2 separate regions of the Homo sapiens genome follow, and region 1 is linked to region 2. Evidence: read pairs that join two places in POLR2A ChIA-PET (ENCODE). Cell type or tissue: MCF 10A. All regions are shown on one strand. Links, peaks and the distances in the headings refer to the core of each region. The heading gives the core; the rest is flanking DNA.

Region 1 (8,725 bases), core at 2,197-7,196, 100 kb after region 2:
GACCTGGCCTGCCACACTCAGAAATTCTTTACCTTAGATTTTTGCTACCAAGGGTTGTCTATAGACTAATAGCATCAGCAGCACCTGGGAGCTTAATAGAAATGCATAATCTCGCGGGGCATGGTGGCTCACTACTGTAATCCCAGCACTTTCGGGGGCCAAGGCGGGCAGATCACAAGGTCAGGAGTTTGAGGCTAGCCTGGCCAACATGGTGAAACCCCGTCTCTACTAAAAATACAAAAATTAGCTGGGCATGGTGGTGCGCACCTGTAGTCCCAGCTACTAGGGAGGCTGAGGCAGGAGAATCACTTGAACGTGGGAGGCGGAGGTTACAGTGAGCCAAGATCACATCACTGCACTCCAGCCTGGGCAACAGAGCAAGACTCCATCTCAAAAAAAAAAAAAAAAAAAAAAAGAGAGAATCTCAGGCCATCCCACCCTTGACCAACTCAATCAGAACCTGCATTATAACAAGATCCTCAGGGATTTGTGTGCATGTTAACGTCTGAGAGTAGTACTTTCGATTTTGTTCTCTGACTTTTCCCTCCACAATCCTCACCCTATGCAATTTATCTTGGATCTAAAAACCTCAGAAAAGTTGCCAAATCCTGACAACGAATCTTGATTCTATAGGTTTTTATTTTAAATACTATTTATTTATTTTTAGGCTTTACAGTATAGGTTCTTCTTTCTGTTACCAGAAAGGGGGTGCTGATCCAGACTCTAAGATGGGGTTCTTGCATCTCACACAAGGGAGAATTTGGGGCAAGTCCACAGAGTGAAGTGAAAGCAGGTTTATTAAGAAAGTAAAGAAATTTAAAAAATGGCTACTCCATAGGCAGAGCAGCCCCTAGGGTGGCTGGTTGGCTATTTTTACAGTTATTTCTTGATTATATACTAAAGAAGGGGTGGATTATTCCTGAGTATTCCAGGAAAGGAGTGGCAATTCCAACAAATGAAGGTTCCTCCCCTTTTTAGACCATATAGGGTAACTTTCCAATGTTGCCGTGGCATTTGCAAATTGTCATGGCACTGGGGAGGGTGTTTTTTAGCATGCTAATGTATTATGATTAGCATATAATGAGCAGTGAGGATGACTAGAGGTCACTTTCATTGCCATCTTGGTTTTGGTGGGTTTTGGCCAGCTTCTTTGCTGCATCCTGTTTTATCATCAAGGTCCTTATGACCTGAATCTTGTGCCAGCCTCCTATTTTATTTTGTGACTTAGAATACTAACCTCCTGGGAATGCAACCCAGTAGGTCTTAGCCTTATTTTACCCAGCTGCTATTCAAGATGGAGTCACTCTGGTTTCAATTGCCTCTGACTCTTCAAGTATAAGATCTTACTGTTATGGACTTGCCTGTACGGATTTTTCACTCCTCCACAGTTGAGCCTTTTAATACTTGCTATTCTGGAGGAGGAATTTATTGATATTCCTCTTGGAGTTAATATTCCAGTGTGTCATAGCAAACATGGGTGAGAAAGATGCGTTTTGATAGCTTAGTGAGTTGAAAGTGGCAGCAAAAATATATATATTTCAAAACAGTTAAACTGTCACTTTAAGAAACTCTAGATAGTGTGTCAAAGAGGAAAGCACTTTACAAAAGTAGTTTAGTATTAGATGCATATGTCTGTAATTTGATTTGCAGCAAGTGGAGAATGAAATGCTATGGAAAGAGTGTTTTCCTACACTTTGTATTTATCGCTAGTACATTAGTATTGATTATATTTGAGTCCTTAATTGAGTGAGGGATTTTCCTGCATCTACGGTCTAATTTCTATACTTTCCTAAGACACTCTGGAGTTCTCATGTAAATGCATATAAGAGATCTAAACCAACTATAATAAACAACAAAGTTCTTTCAGCTCTGACATATGCCTCTATCTTGATTCAACTGAAAGTTTACATACACTTCAATATCCAAGCTAGTGCAGGTATCCAGTCTAAAGATATTCATTCTTTCAAACACATTCTTTCAAACAGTTTCTTTTCAGTGGTGAATTTTGTGTAATTGAAGAATAAGGTGGCTACTTAACCATGTAATAAGCAAATACGTGGTATGCATTCTTAATAAAAAGTTATGGCTAGAGCACTGGAAACCAAATGCCTATGTGTGTTTTGTAAGAGGGGCGCCCTTTGGTACCTCTGGTAATCCCAGACCCAGGTAAGTATAGATCTAGATTGAAATCACTTCACATGTTTCATTTCACACACCACTTTCCTATAACCTCCTAAACTGTCCTTATTAAATTTGCCCTTGAAAAGAAAGGCTGCCTGTAAACACAAACAACTGAGAAATTAAATGGAGGGACAGGGTTTCGTTCATTATGCATGGCTAAATTGATTTTCTTCATCTGGAAATTGAGTATGCATATGTTTTCATTTAAAATGATGGGAGGCACTTTAGATCTCTAAGATTAGCAAGCACCTTAACACAGCTTCTTTCATTTGAAAAGTAAAAAGAAAAAAGAAAGATCATCTTGTGTTTGACAAGTGTCAAGTTCTGAATTTAAATGAGAGGTAGTTGGATATGATGGTTGACTTCGTATAAAAGAACTGCCGTACTAGAAAACCTGTGTTTTTAGATTTTGATGAGTTATCCAAAGCTGATGACCTTTCACATTAAAATTAACCTTGTTCCCTAGTAGCTTATTCCCATAGCCCTCAGCAACACCCTCCTACCCCTATTAATTTTGTTCTTATAGCACAACACTGACATCAAATGGTAAGTAAACTTAACCTCAAAGATTAATTTCCTCTCTCTTAAGTTATACTGGACCTTGCAGGCAATGAGATAATATTAAAACTCCACTTACTCTTGAGTGGCATTCATAAATTTTTTTGAGGGAAGGATATAAGGCATTAAAAAGAAACACAAAGTAATGGTGGAATAATGTTTTTACTAAATTCTAATTACTTCAGACACACACATACACATACACATACACATACACATACACATACATACCCATACACACAGACATAGATGTCTTTGGGGCTATTTTGCTCTTTTGTTAATTAATTTCAGAAATGGTGAATGTATTTTAAAAATGCCTCCAAAGATGTAGAGACTTGAAAATATGGTCTAGGTCTAGATATTTGTCAAACAAACCACGTGTCACACTATGAATTAAGCAGTACCCTGAATAGAATAAATGCCATATGTGTTTCAAACAGCTGGACATAAAATATCTGCAGACTTCATAATTGGTTTTTGTGTTTTGGCTTGATGCAGAGAATTTGCCAACCTGCAATAGCAGGATGATCAGCTACCAAGGAGACCACTTTGATTCTCCCTACCCCTCCAGATGCTGCTAGGAAAACTCAAATGGGAAGCACAGATGACTGAAAAATAACAGATGTGGAACAGGTCTTTCGGATGCTCAGTAAAAAAAATATGTGGTAAAACAAATATGTACTCTTTCTTCACTTTTTTCCTACATATTCAAAAAACTATAAGTCAATATTATTCACAAAGCAGTTAAATGTTTCTTATTTTTCCGTTTAGAAATGTATATAAAGACATAAGTAGTCTTTAATAGTTTTATTAAAACTATCAATTCCATTGCCCCAAAGTGATATTACATTTTTCAAAAAGACTTACAAAAACAAAATGTCCAAAGGCAATCTATCAAATGATAGTGATTTCTAACTCACTCAGCCATAGATAATTTTCACCTTTCACTCATTGGCTCTATTTAGGAAAATGATCTTCTTTATTAACATACTAGCTGGTTGCTCAAGAAGCATCAATGATAGTGATTAAAATAGCTGTTTTAGAAAGCTACCATCCAATCGTTATGGACCAAGATAAAGGCATAAAATGAAAGGAAAAGACACCCAAAATTACATCTAATAAGCAAAATTTTAATATTACATTTGCTTTGCAGGATAATCTTGCAAGATGATGATATAGCTCTTTGCTCCTAGTAGTTAGAGAGTTATCAAATAGTCATAGATTCTGGTATTATCAGAATCCATTCAAAATTAAGGGATAGTGGCTTCCACCAAAATTCTTTGGGTGTAATATAAAAGCTACGAAGGCAATTCTGTGCCAGAGTTTACTTCTACTCTGCAATATTCGCTAAAAAAAAAAAATAGGCATTCTTCTTCTATAATCAATCCTGGTTATCTTCAAATTAGAATATTGCCTGATTTGACATTTATAATGTTTGTTCTCTTACCAGGCAGGCCAGGAAAATTCTCATAAAGTCAGAAAAATACATAGAGTTTCTAAGATGACTGAAGAGTACATGTCTCATCCTTTCAATACTCACTTCCCTACTCCATTTCTTACCCCCTCACATCAGGCTACATTTATAGAAAAACAAAACTATTTTAATCATCTCTAGTTGGATTAAGGTTTGCTCATCTACTTTCTAGTAGTAGCTGTATACTGTAATATTTTACATAATAAAAACAATGTGTCCATTTTTTTCTGCCATCTTAATTCCAGCAAATCAAATCTTTTCTTAATATGTTATCTACCTGTTATTCTGACAAAACTCAGGTATTGTTATTTATCATCTCTGTACAGTCATCTCAAGCATTCACCTATTTGAATTTTTTTTTCAGTTTTATTTTTTTCTAGTTTAATGATGATGATGATGATGATGATTTTTAATAGAGAGGGGATCTCACCATGTTGCCCAGTCTGGTCTCGAGCTCCTGGTCTCAAGTGATCCTCATGCCTTGGCCTCTCAAAATGCTGGATTAGGTATGAGCCACCACTCCCGGCCTAAGCTTTGTTTTTTTAAAAGTTTTACTTGCTTCATTTAGTTTGGAAATGATCGAATAGGCATATGAGATATTCCAGGTGCTTCGCCTTCTTTTCAGGAGTCATGTCTGCTAGCAGTCCAAAGCCTTCCCTGAGAAAGCAGGTGGAATTGTCATGGATAAAACACTGGTCTATCTCAATCTCTTCCTTTTCACCTTCTGATTTCTAGAACATATAAATCTTCAATGTTTCCAAGAAATTAACTACATTTATAAGTATATATGTATCTTCTTGGTTTTAGTGGAGGACTCTGGGATAGATCTGTCCTCAAAGTCCACTGTGGAAAACAAACAATATGAAAAAAGTGGGAAATTAGAATATCACAGAAAGAAAGCCATTTGAGTGCCCTCTTGTGGAATAAAGCAGCACTGCAGCTATTGAAATTAGTGACTTAGTACTCTTAGGTTAAAATATTATTGGGAAAGTAAACAAAGAATGCTGAGACAAAAGAGAGAGGGAAAACAAGAAGGATGGGGGATGTTTATTTTAGGCAACTACTGAAAAATAGCAAGAAGGTTTGCAACTTCTATAATGGTCAATTTAAGGAAAAGGGGCAAAAAAGCATACTGGTTTATAATAAACACTATAAACTACATTATTTGCACTTTACTTCAAGATTATGATGTCACATAAGCCTTTGGCTACTGGTTCAAAAATTAGTTTACTCCTGATTAACCACTGTCAATAATAAATAAGGCTGGAGAGTATTTTCCTTTGTAAATTAGTGGTGATGGCCATTTCTATGGAAATGGAAAAATAATGAAGCTCTCCCTGCAGTGTGAATTGTCAAGCATATATATGAAATGCAGCTTACATAACAAAATGTAACTGCTAATAGAGAAGTCAAAATAAAGGTGAATTTAAGACAACTGGGAGTTTGTCTTGTTCCCAAGAAGACCATGCCATTTTTGGATATTACTAGGAAAGGTAAGGATAGTTGGTATGAGCTCAATGAATAACGTAAAAAATAAGAAACTAAAGCTATTATGGCATCACAGTGGAAATATGTATAGATTCCAAGAACCACTGAACCCTAATTAATGAAGCAGCTATGCTTATTCGATTAAGTGAGCTGAATATGGTCAATGAAAAGCGATAAATACAAGGAACTAAAGAGTTGGTAGACATACAAGGAACTCCAAAAATCCACTGCATAAAAGCAAAAAGGTCACTATAAAACTTTATCAAAATCAAGTATTTGGGAGCTGTGGAAATTATCCAAATGTTTGCAACACTATGAGCAGCTTTATTCAAGAAAAACAGCTTAATGTTATAAATAACAATGAGCTCTGTGAGGTTTGCACTTGCTCTATTCCTCTTTTCCTAATTCCATGAAAGCCCTAAAAACCAGAATCCTCACAATCATGGTAGCTAGGAAAAATAACAGTAACAGGGTGAGTGCGAGTTAGAATGAGCTTGAAGCTCCCAAAAGCCCTATCTCCAGAAAATCAACACTATTTTCACGCTTTTTGCAAAGGTTGCATTCATGGAGTTGGTCTATACTTGACCTGAGCTTGTTCAGTGAGAAAAGTTTTATCTGAGGGAATTTGTTTAAAAAAAAAATCCATCAGCAATTGCTTAACATTGCAGCTGCCTAATGCAGTGATGCCAACTGGGCAAAGAGGCTGGACAAAGATTCTCTGTATTCCTGGAAATCTCAAAGCCCATGCACAGGTGCCCAGGAAATCATGTGCATTAATCTCCCACCTCTGGCTGATCTTGAGGCTCTGAACAAGTAGAAAGTAAAAATCAAGATAAAATTGAAAACTGATAAAGATGAAAATGTGTTCAAACACACTGTCAGCATATTGGTGCCTCAGCAATGGGTAGTAAACAGATTGGTTCAAGGCATTTGGAAAAATTCTATCTAATAAAATTATCTGACCTCTATGCTGAGCAGAGACCTCAGGGGCTGCACATGACAAGGAATACAGACTTTATAGAATTAGTCCTGGAAAATGACTAAACAAACAAGCAGCAACAACAGACAACCTTGGGTAGGGAGAAAAATTCGATTTCTAGTGTTATCATTTTATAATATTAAAAATGTTCAGCTTTTAACATGATAAAAACTTGTATGTGACTGGCGAAAAAACCCCAGGAAACTATAGTCCATAAATGAGTTTTAAAAAACAGATAATAGAAACTAACTTGAAGAAGTCCAGCTTCTGAAATTGATAAATAAAATCTTTAAATCAGATAGTACATGTTCCAAAAACTGCACCTAAAGAATTAAAGGAATGTATGAGCATAATGTCTCACGAAAAAGAGAATATCAATAAAAAGGCAAAATATAAAAAAGAACTGAATAGAAATTCTTGAGTTGAAAAGTACAATAAAGGAAATGGAAAATTCATTGAAGGGTCTCAACAACATATGTGAGCCAGCAAAGAATCAACAAAAGTGAACATATGTCAGTTGAAATTGTCTGGTGGGAGGTACAGAAAAAAAAGAATGAAGAAAAATGAAAAGACCTTTTGAGAGCTGTGAAACCCCATCAATTTTACCAAAATATGCATAATAGAAATAGAAATTTCAGAAGGGAAACAGAGAGCAAACAAGGGACACAAAGAATATTTAAAGAAATAATGACCAAAAACATCCCAACTTTGATGAAAAATATTAATCTATCCATTCAATGAATTCAAATTGGATGAATTCAAATCCATACCTAGACACATCATAGTCAAACTGATGAAAGACAAAGAGACAATCTTGAAAGAAACAAGGCAAAACTGATTCATCACATACAAGGAATCCTCAATAAGATTCCTTAACTTCTTCCACTGATTTCTTCCCACAAATGATGGAGGCCAAAAGACAGTGGGATGACATATTGAAAGGGCAGACCCCAAAATCCTGTCAATCATAGCCAGCAAAGCTATCCTTCAAAAATGAATGGAAAATAAGACATTACCAGAAAAACAAAAACTGAGAATTTGCTGCAAGCAGTCCTACCCAATAAGAAGTATGAAAACGAGTCCTTCAGTCTGAAATAAAAAGAGATTAGATAGTAAATCTAAACTACATAAAGAAATAAATAGCACTGATGAAAGCAACTATATAAGTACATATAAAACAGTATAAATATATGTTTGTCCTTTCTCAGGAAATCATTAAGAAAATAACTAAAAATATAATTTTTTAAAAAACAGAATTTAAAAAGCATACCAGAAGATATCTTCTTAATATGAAGAAGGAAATAAGGAAAGAATGGAACAACACAAAATGACTTAAGACATGGAAATCAACTAACAATATGGAAGATGTAAATCCTGTCTTATCAGCATTGACATTAAATATTAATGAGTTAAATGCTCTCATCATAAGGCAAAAATTATCAGAAAGTATTGAAAAATTGTTACCCAACTATAGGTAGCTTGCGGGGTTGGGGGTTGTGCTATCACTGCCTGTTATGCTATCTCTTCTCCTTGCCCACTCCCACCGATTTATGTATTATTGTGGGTCATTGATGGTGGAGCTGAGGACTGACTGAGTCTTCCCTGCCACCTCCTGTATCCAGTTCTCCTGTAATTAATAATTTCTAGTGGACGCATCAAAGAAGTTGACACAAGAATGAAGTTGAATCCCTACCTCATACCTTCTACAAAAATTAGTTCAAAAATATTATAGAGCTAAGTATAAAAGCCAACAACTATAATACTCCTTAGAAGAAAAAATAGGCATAAATTTCTGTAACCTTGGGTTAGGTGATGGTCTCTTCAAGATGACACCAAAACCACAAGTGACAAAAGAGAAAAGTTGATATATATGAGAATTTATCTTTTTTTTTTTTTTTTTTTTTTTTTTTTTGTGAGATGGAGTCTCTGTCGCCCAGGCTGGAGTGCAGTGGTGCTCCTTGGCTCACTGCAAGCTCCACCTTTCATGTGCGTCCGTGTGAAGAGACCACCAAACAGGCTTTGTGTGAGCAACATGGCTGTTTATT
Region 2 (8,725 bases), core at 1,371-6,370:
GAGGCTTGCAATAAGACTGCAGTCCTACCTGACACAGCATGGCTGCACCTCCAGAGAGACCTGAACCAGAACCACTCAGCCAAGCTGCTCCCAGATTCCTGAGCCACAGAAATTGAATGAGAAATAAATGTTCTTTGCTTTAAGCTAGCTAAGTTTTGGGGAAATTTGCTGCAGATAACTAACACAAGTATCCAGTCTGATTTAGTTGGTATATTGCATATCTGAAACTCAGTATCCATAAAAGTAATCTAGACTTGTATACACAGTACAATATTTATAAAGGACAAAAGAAGTAAGTAAAGTAGCAATTAAATGATAAAAAGAAAAATAAGAAATAAAGAATTGATGGTGAAGCTTATGGTAGAACTGTTGGTCATATGTCTGTAGCTGTGATAAAGAGATTTTGGAGATAGTGGAGGATTGTGCTGAGCTATAATTCCTCATTAGAGCAGCAGGCTGAGCTATAACGTTCGAGCATTTCCTTTGATAATGTTAAGGTTATAAAGGTTTTATAAGTTGTAAGGTGGCTAAATCATATTTATTTGACTAGCACTGTCCATTTCAAGTCCTTTTTAGATGCTTCTTTTGATTTTCCAAACTTTCTCCAATGAGTCTATATTAATTATATAGTCAGAAAACGTAACTATTAGTTGGGTGCAGTGGCTCATGCCTGTAATCTCAACACGTTGGGAGGCCAAGGTGGGAGGATCACTTGAGCCCAGGAGTTCAAGACCAGCTTGGGCAACATAGTAAGTTCCTGTCTCTACACCAAAAAAATTTTAAAATTATCCAGGCACAGTGGTGCACACCTGTGGTCCCAGAGACTCACAGGAGGGATCCTTGAGCCTGGGAGGATCCCTTGAGCCTGGGAGTTTGAGGCTGCAGTAAGCCATGATCACGTCACTGCACTCCGGTCTGGGCAACAAAGCGAGGTTCTGTCTAAAAAAAAAAAATGATATTTTTTCCATTCACTTAATCAAGTTTTTATATACTCAAATGTGCAAGTTTTTCAGCATCGCTGGAGCTAGGAATTGGAAATGAATAATTCAATTGTCTGTGGCAGATTTTACCCAAAGGAGATACCTTAAATCCAGTTCTGGAGTCTGTGTATTTAAGAAATCTTTAGAACAATTGGAAATGTTTATCCTGGACAAGTGATTATGTGAAGAAAATATGAGAATACTTCCAAATATTTCAAAGTTTTTGTCTGCCAGAAGAAAGAGACTCCTCATTCTTTTTACTCCAGGAATAGTGTTAGCATCAAATTACAAAGCTGCATGTTTCAGCTCAATATAAGAAAAAAATGTATGATGTATCTGAAAACACTAAAATATTCTGCCTTGTGAAATTGTGAGTTCCATGCCACTAAAACAGAGTAAGCAGATGCTCACTGACTCTTACTGGACATCTTCCATGAGGGCCTGCAATAATATTTCAGTTGTCAAAGGAATGTCCCACCAGCCTTACGATTCTGTGATTGTATTGAATCAATGATCAATATTTTAATTTAATTAAGTGGGCTAGCAATGGACACCTCAGGAGAATTTTTGTTTTAGATAACACTCTTCCATTATTTCATTGATGATATTACTCAAATATATGAATATGTGTAAGAAATCTGCCACATCTGTTTTTTGTGTTCTAGCTCTACTTCCTTGGCTTCCATAGCTGGGAAAGCTTTGGAAAAGCTGATAGAACTCAAGGAAGAGCTACCATGAACCAGGGCCTCAAAGATTCAGCTGGTCCTCCAGGCTTCTGGACACTTCGTGCTACTCTCATTTTGGCACATCTCTGCTTGCTTCTAGTTGCACACAAGTCTTTTCAATATGGTCCCAAATTTTTATCTAGCTAACACTATAGTTCCAGAGGGAAGGTCCACATCACCTGAAGTTCAAAATATTGGAATGCATTGGCCTGTTTTGATTAAGTTGCCTATCTTTGAACCAGTGACTATACCCAAGGAAATGGGAAAAAATTTTGGTGACTTGCCTTGATCCATGTATACTTCCAAGAGTTGACACACAGGAAGCAAATAATCAAAAGTTATAAAGCACACATGGCAGTCAAAAGCAATTTCGGTCCACCGTAATCTCTTATCCTTTTCTCCTTCATGATTTTTTCCACTTACTATTTCATTGTATGTAGTTATGAAAGTTATAGCCAAATGCATTGGCGCTATCTACAACTGAAAAAAACCTGCATATTTATTTTCTCTTCATAAATATATAACACATTTTAAAATTTCACTTGCTTTGAGAGGTATAATTCTTTTAATTTTAGTTACCTGTGTAGTTTTAAAACAGCATAACAAAATCAATATGATTGAAAGGTTTGGTTATTAAGGAGCACAACCCTAATCTTAATAGCGTTTCAATTGATAAACAATTCCAATCACACTCACTACCACAGAAAATCTGTGAAGGGGCTCCAACGAATGCCTCTGTGAGCCTTGGCCAGGAGCCCCTTCTGGGGCTGCACCCTCGGGGAAGAACTCCTTAATTCAGGCAGATGAAGTTTTGCATTAGAGATACTCTTCATTGCCACAGTCTATTTTTAGGTGTTTTTTAACTTTCTTGTGATTTCATTATTTTTCACGCAGTTTTTCAGGGTGGAAATTGGAGATTTCCTCAGTAAAACATTATTGAGTTACTGAAGTGACAATGTAAGCAAATCTTTTTTATAGCCTAAATATGACGGGAATTAGACTAGATAAATATGGAACAACTGTAATAAACACAAAGATAAATTGTTTCCCTTAGCGCTCAAATTTCATAAAAATAATAGTTGTGAAGAACAAACAGGAACTTTCCTTTATCTTCACCTCATTTTCTGAGTTCACAACACTGAGAAAAATCATGAACTAAAACATAAACCATTTGATGAAAACACCATAAATTAAAACATGAACTATAGAAACGTTAACTGTGAGTAAAAATCTGAACTATTTGGTGACAGAGCAGGAGCATCGCCATCTTGGACAAGCCCCTCATTCTAAAGTTCACCTTAATAAAAAACGTCTGAATCCAAAGGGCATCAGCCCAATGGCTAAGATCAGCACGACCATAAACCACAAATAACATCTCCAACCAGAAAGATTCCAAACTCCTTCCGGATCAGAGGCATGGAGCCCCAAGATAACCCGCATCGGGCAAGGAAGATGCCAGTCTCAAGATAACTTTGCTCTGGCGGAAAGATGGCTGCCCCAAGGTAAGCTCGCCTCCTCCCAGAGACATTCCAACCCCGCCAGAAAACTTCTCCCTCAAACAGGAACATTCCAAACTTCTGATAAGGCTCCTCGCCCTTAAACCAATATATGCTCTTAGTCTGTCAGAGAAAGCGCTCCTGACTGAAATCGGCCAGGAGTGCCTCTCAGGTTTTAATTAAGGAAAACCTGTCTTTAACCGCCAGCCACGTTTCGTGTTTCTTTCCTCTTTCTTTAACTTTTAATTTGGTATATTCCTCCTAGTAAATACCTGTGCCAGTGGAATTTGCCTCAACCAAGAATAATAGCTATACTGGAACATCTTAATTGCATGGTTGGCTACAGTTCAAACTTCCTGGTGTGCATGATGCAAGCCATCCCTCGGGCGATCATGGTTTCCTGATTAACCTGGGAAATGAACGCAGATGACTTAATAGATAATTGACTTTTTGTGGAAGGCCCAAAGCCAGAGGGAAGCAGCTGTCCCACCCAGGTGTTTCAGAATATCTTTGGGTGACTCCAACTACCTTTTGCCAAAGGTTTTCTCTTATGTGCACTACCGAGCATATTAAGGAGACTATGTCATCTGTTTTAATTTGTTGGGATTGAGTGTGAGACTGCTTCAAACTATCTACAGATATGTTACATATGTTCATAAAGTCGTACATTCATAATATAAACCAAAAACCTAACTTCTGCTTAAAACACTGGAAGTGATCATTTTAAACATAATGAAAGTTTTCCACTTGAATTAACTACTTTTCATATATTTTTATTACCTTCCTAACATTTTACCTAATTATTTTTGATTTTCAGAATTACTTGAATTTACAAGATTAAAAATAATGCCAAACATCATTGATTAATTAGAGTTATATTTTTTAATCATAAACCCACTTTTTGGTATTTTTCAATAAAAGAAATTTTTAAATATTAAATATTTACAATATTAATTGTTAAAAATTAAAATGATGTTTACTTACTGAAAAATTTTAACAAAGTCATTTGGCCGGGCGCTGTGGCTCAAGCCTGTAATCCCAGCACTTTGGGAGGCCGAGACGGGGGGATCACGAGGTCAGGAGATCGAGAGCATCCTGGCTAACACGGTAAAACCCCGTCTCTACTAAAAATACAAAAAATTAGCTGGGCGTGGTGGAGGGTGCCTGTAGTCCCAGTTACTCGGGAGGCTGAGGCAGGAGAATGGCATGAATCTGGGAGGCGGAGCTTGCAGTGAGCTGAGATCAAACCACTGCACTCCAGCCTGGGTGACAGAGCAAGACTCTGTCTCAAAAAAAAAAAAAAAAAAAAAAAGAAAAAGTCATTTATGGTAATTATACTATTGAAACATCTCATATGTCCAACTAACTGGTATAAACCTTAACCAAAAATACAAATTAATTTAGAAAGGTATTAGCAAGTAGCTGGCACAAGCGTTGCTCTAAGTAGAAAAATGTTTTCAAATTCTGGAACCTGCTCTGTAAAAATAGTGTGTAAGAGGATTCATTCATATAATTTAACAGTATTTGATGAAATCTGTGTTTATGCTGTGTTGGCTTTTTACTTCCTCTTCAAAAAACTCAAAGAAGGAATTTTCAAGAAGTAACATAACTTCCTGATGGGATTCTACTTTGAATCTAAGTCACAGCCTTAGTTGGTGACTAAATGCCAGTCACTAGAACCATCCAGATCCAGCTACTGCTGAAGCTCGCTGTGGAATCTGCCTGGAGCAGCAAAAACAATTCTATTAATATATCAGAGTGTCGACAAAAAGAGTGAAACTCTGTAAAATATTTGAAGAGATTTATTCTGAGCCACATATGAGTGACCATGGCCCATGACACAGCCCTCAGGAGGTCCTGAGAACATGTGCCCAGGGTGGTCGGGGTGCAGCTTGGTTTTACACATTTTAGGGAGGCATGAAACATCAATTAAATACATTTGAGAAATACATGAGTTTGGTCTAGAAAAACAGGACAACTCAAATTGGAGGGCTTCCAGGCTATAGGTACATTTAAACATTTTCTGGCTGACAATTGTTTGAGTTTGTCTAAAGACCTGGGATCAGCAGAAAGGAATGCCTACATTAAGATAAAGGATTGTGGGGACCCAAGTTCTTATTTGCAGAGGAAGCCTTCAGGTAGTAGTAGGCTTCAGAGAGAATAGGTTATAAAATGTTTCTTATCAGACTTAAAGTCTGTGTTCATGTTAATGCCAGAGAGGTACAATGAGAACCCCATTTCCCAACATGGCCTGAAACAGACTCTCAGGTCAAATTTTAAAAGAGCCCTGGCTGAGGAGGAAGTCCATTCAGATGGTTGGAGGGTCCTTAGAATTTTAGTTTTGATTTACAAGAGGAACATTCAGAACTTCCAGGCCAGCTAACCTTGCCATACCTCTCACCCCACCATCTTTAGTCACCACCTGAAAGGGAAGTTCCTCCAGTCATTATTATTATTTATCTGATACCTTCATCTCCATGTAGACCTGTGATGCTTCCCATTGTGGATTGTTCTTTCAACAGACTTCACTATGTTTGCTGGAATTCAAATGTTACCAGAAAGAGTTCCTGATCCAGACCCCAAGAGAGATCTCATGCAAGAAAGAATTTGAGGCGATTCCACAGAGTAAAGTGAAAGCAAGTTCATTAAGAAAGTAGAAGAATAAAAGAATGGCTACCACACAGACAGAACAGTCCTGAGCGCTGCTGGTTGCCCATTTTTATGGTTATTTCTTGATTATATGCTCAACAAGGGGTGGGGGCAGATTATTCATGCCTCCCCTTTTTAAACTATACAGTGTAACTTCCTGACGTTTCCATGGCATTTGTAAGCTGTGATGATACTAGTGGGAGTGTAGCAGTCAGGACGACCAGAGGTGACTCTTGTTGCCATCTTGGTTTTGGTGGGGTTTGGCTGGCTTCCTTTTTTTTTTTTTTGAGACTGAGTCTCACTCTGTCACCCAGGCTGCAGTGCAGTGGCACAATCTTGGCTCATTGCGACCTCCGCCTCCCAGGTTCAAGTGATTCTCCTGCCTCAGCCTCCCGAGTAGCTGGGACTACAGGTGCACGCCACCACTCCCAGCTGATTTTTGTATTTTTAGTAGAGATGGGGTTTCATCATGTTGGCCAGGATGGTCTCAATCTCTTGACTTCATGATTTGCTCGCCTTGGCCTCCCAAAGTGCTGGGATTACAGGTGTGAGCCACCGTGCCTGTTGGCTGACTTCTTTACTGCAACCTATTTTATCAGCAAGGTCTTCATGACCTGTATCTTGTGCCAACCTCCTATCTCATCCTGTGACTTAGAATGCTTAACCATCTGGGAATGCAGCCCAGTAGGTCTCAGCCTCATTTTACCCAGCCCCTATTCAAGATGGAGTTGCTCTTGTTCAGATGCCTCTGACACAAATACTGGAATCTCTTCCTAGTATGATCCCCATTCCCCGCCTTGCTTTGTCAGGAACTAGGCTCCCTCTGGAATCACTGCCTCAGACACCCTATTCAGCGGTGGCTGGTCATTCTCCTAAACTCTGTGGTCAGCCTCCTCCCAGTGCCCCATGGCTACTTTCAAAACTTAAATTTTCAGACAAGGAAACCCACCTGTTTCTCAGACTTATGATGTTTATCATATGCTTTATCACCTCCATCTATTCACAAGATTTCTTATTTATTTTTCAAAGTCTTAGACACCTAGTTCACTGTTGCTTCCATGTTATTATCATGCTAGAAACCTTCAGCACTGGACAGGTAGCACCTCTAACACAGTAGTTCTATCTGTTGACCTTTGCTTTGACCTCCCTTGCTCCAATAGTTACACATCCCCTCTAACTGACTCTAACATGCGCCTAGTTAACTCTTGCAAGCACCTACATTTTGCATTGCTGAACTTCCGTATCCCATTCTCTGATCTTCACATACCCCTATTCTTTCATTGCTTGATTAAAGGTACGCGAAGGTCAGAGAATAGGATACTAAAATTAATTAATTTATTCATAAATTTTATTATTTATGTCTGTATATTGAGAGGTTATTCATGTCACACACTGAGCTAGTTTGGGTTTACAAAGACCAATGAGATGTAGCTTAGGCCTGCTCAGGTGGAGAGGGTATAAAAGTTACTGGGGATAAAGAAGTCAAGATTTGACAAGGATGGGTGCTGATGGGTCAATTACAATTACACTGACGTTGCCAGAATTATGTCAGAATGTAGGTGGAGAAGAAACCTGGGATTTGCATGTGAAAAAGCTCTGTCACTTGCTGCCTTCACTTCCCTTATGTTTTATCCTTACTCAGTTTCTGAGCCTCTCCCTTGATCCTCAGACTATCAGACTGGTCATACTTCCTTCTCTTAGCCCTCAGTTTTTCTCTTGTTACTCTTATCAACTTCCTTCCTCTTCATTCTTTCACAAATAAAAAGATTCACTTCTCTTATACATGGCTAATCTCTTTATATACACCCCAAGTCTTATTTCCTTTAAATTTTGTTCAGACCTCATCCACCAATTATTTCCCTTGCATTATGGATCTTTAATTTCTCCCTGTCTTTTTTGTTACCATATAAATGTACTTAACTCTAATTTCATCATTAAAAAAAACCTCTTGACTCTTTTCTCATTACATGTTCCTTTCCTTTATAGCCAAAATTGTCCTAAGTTTATGGTGGTTCTGTATTTGTCTTAACTTCCCATTCAGTTGTCTACCTATTGCAAACTGATTTACACTATCCACGCCACCAGGCCCTTGAAATTACTGATGGTAGGATTACGAAATCCAAAGAACACCTTTAGTCTTTATTTAGCACGATTGCCAGGAAGCCTTTGATGCTCACAAACAATAATTCACCTCTAAATGCCTCCTGGTTCTTTTTTTTTTTTTTTTTTTAACTTTCTCACCATTCTTCCTTGTTCTCATTCAATTAGCTTCTTTTCCTCCTACAGCTACTTAATATTGTGTTAATAAAAAAAATTTTTTTTCCTCTCTTTTTGCATTCTACTTTCTTTCTCCAGGCATTTTGTCTAAACCAATTACTTCAAATGCATCCATAAACTAAAATTTCCCAAGTCTCTTTCATCACCCAGACTATTTTTCCAAAATTTAGACTCATATTTCTGCCTACAAGTTGTATCCATCTATATATCTTCATGCACTATCAATTCAATCTTTATGCACTATCAATTCAACCTACATATGACTGAAATAATTGTTTTTATCCTTCATTTTGCTTCTCATAATGTATCTCCTAACTTGCTGAAAGGCACCATCATCTACTGAGTCACATAAGACAGACATCTGAGGACTTCCTGGATTCCTCTTCTGTAATCTCTAATTCCGTCAGTTAATAATCCTTGTCACACCTTCATTGTAAATATGTCTCAAAGCTGTGTCTGACTCTTGTTCCACTGCCAGTCTCTTAAATAAGTCTTTCAAACCTATCACATGCACCATTGCATTACCACTTCAATTAGTTTCATTGCTTCTAGCCTTCTCTCTTTTAAATCCTTTATCCACAATTGTCAGATTAGTCTT

The links. Peaks named below come from ENCODE experiments on the same cell type or tissue, not always from the same donor. Only the 100,000 strongest peaks of a DNase experiment are listed, where the experiment ranks them.
Region 1: POLR2A ChIA-PET joins it to region 2 with 7 read pairs; 2 of 35 experiments call an interaction of 5 or more read pairs at or near these places.

The regions. Positions count from the first base shown.
Region 1 is chr21:30,041,066-30,049,790 of GRCh38, reverse strand. No RefSeq gene overlaps it. Among named protein-coding and RNA genes, the nearest start is that of GRIK1, 110 kb to the right of the region's middle. In MCF 10A, for the core only: a CTCF peak has its summit at 5,130 (motif pointing left); no DNase peak of the experiment used is centred there.
Region 2 is chr21:30,141,656-30,150,380 of GRCh38, reverse strand. No RefSeq gene overlaps it. Among named protein-coding and RNA genes, the nearest start is that of CLDN17, 21 kb to the left of the region's middle. In MCF 10A, for the core only: no CTCF peak of the experiment used is centred there; a DNase peak (open chromatin) is centred at 3,580.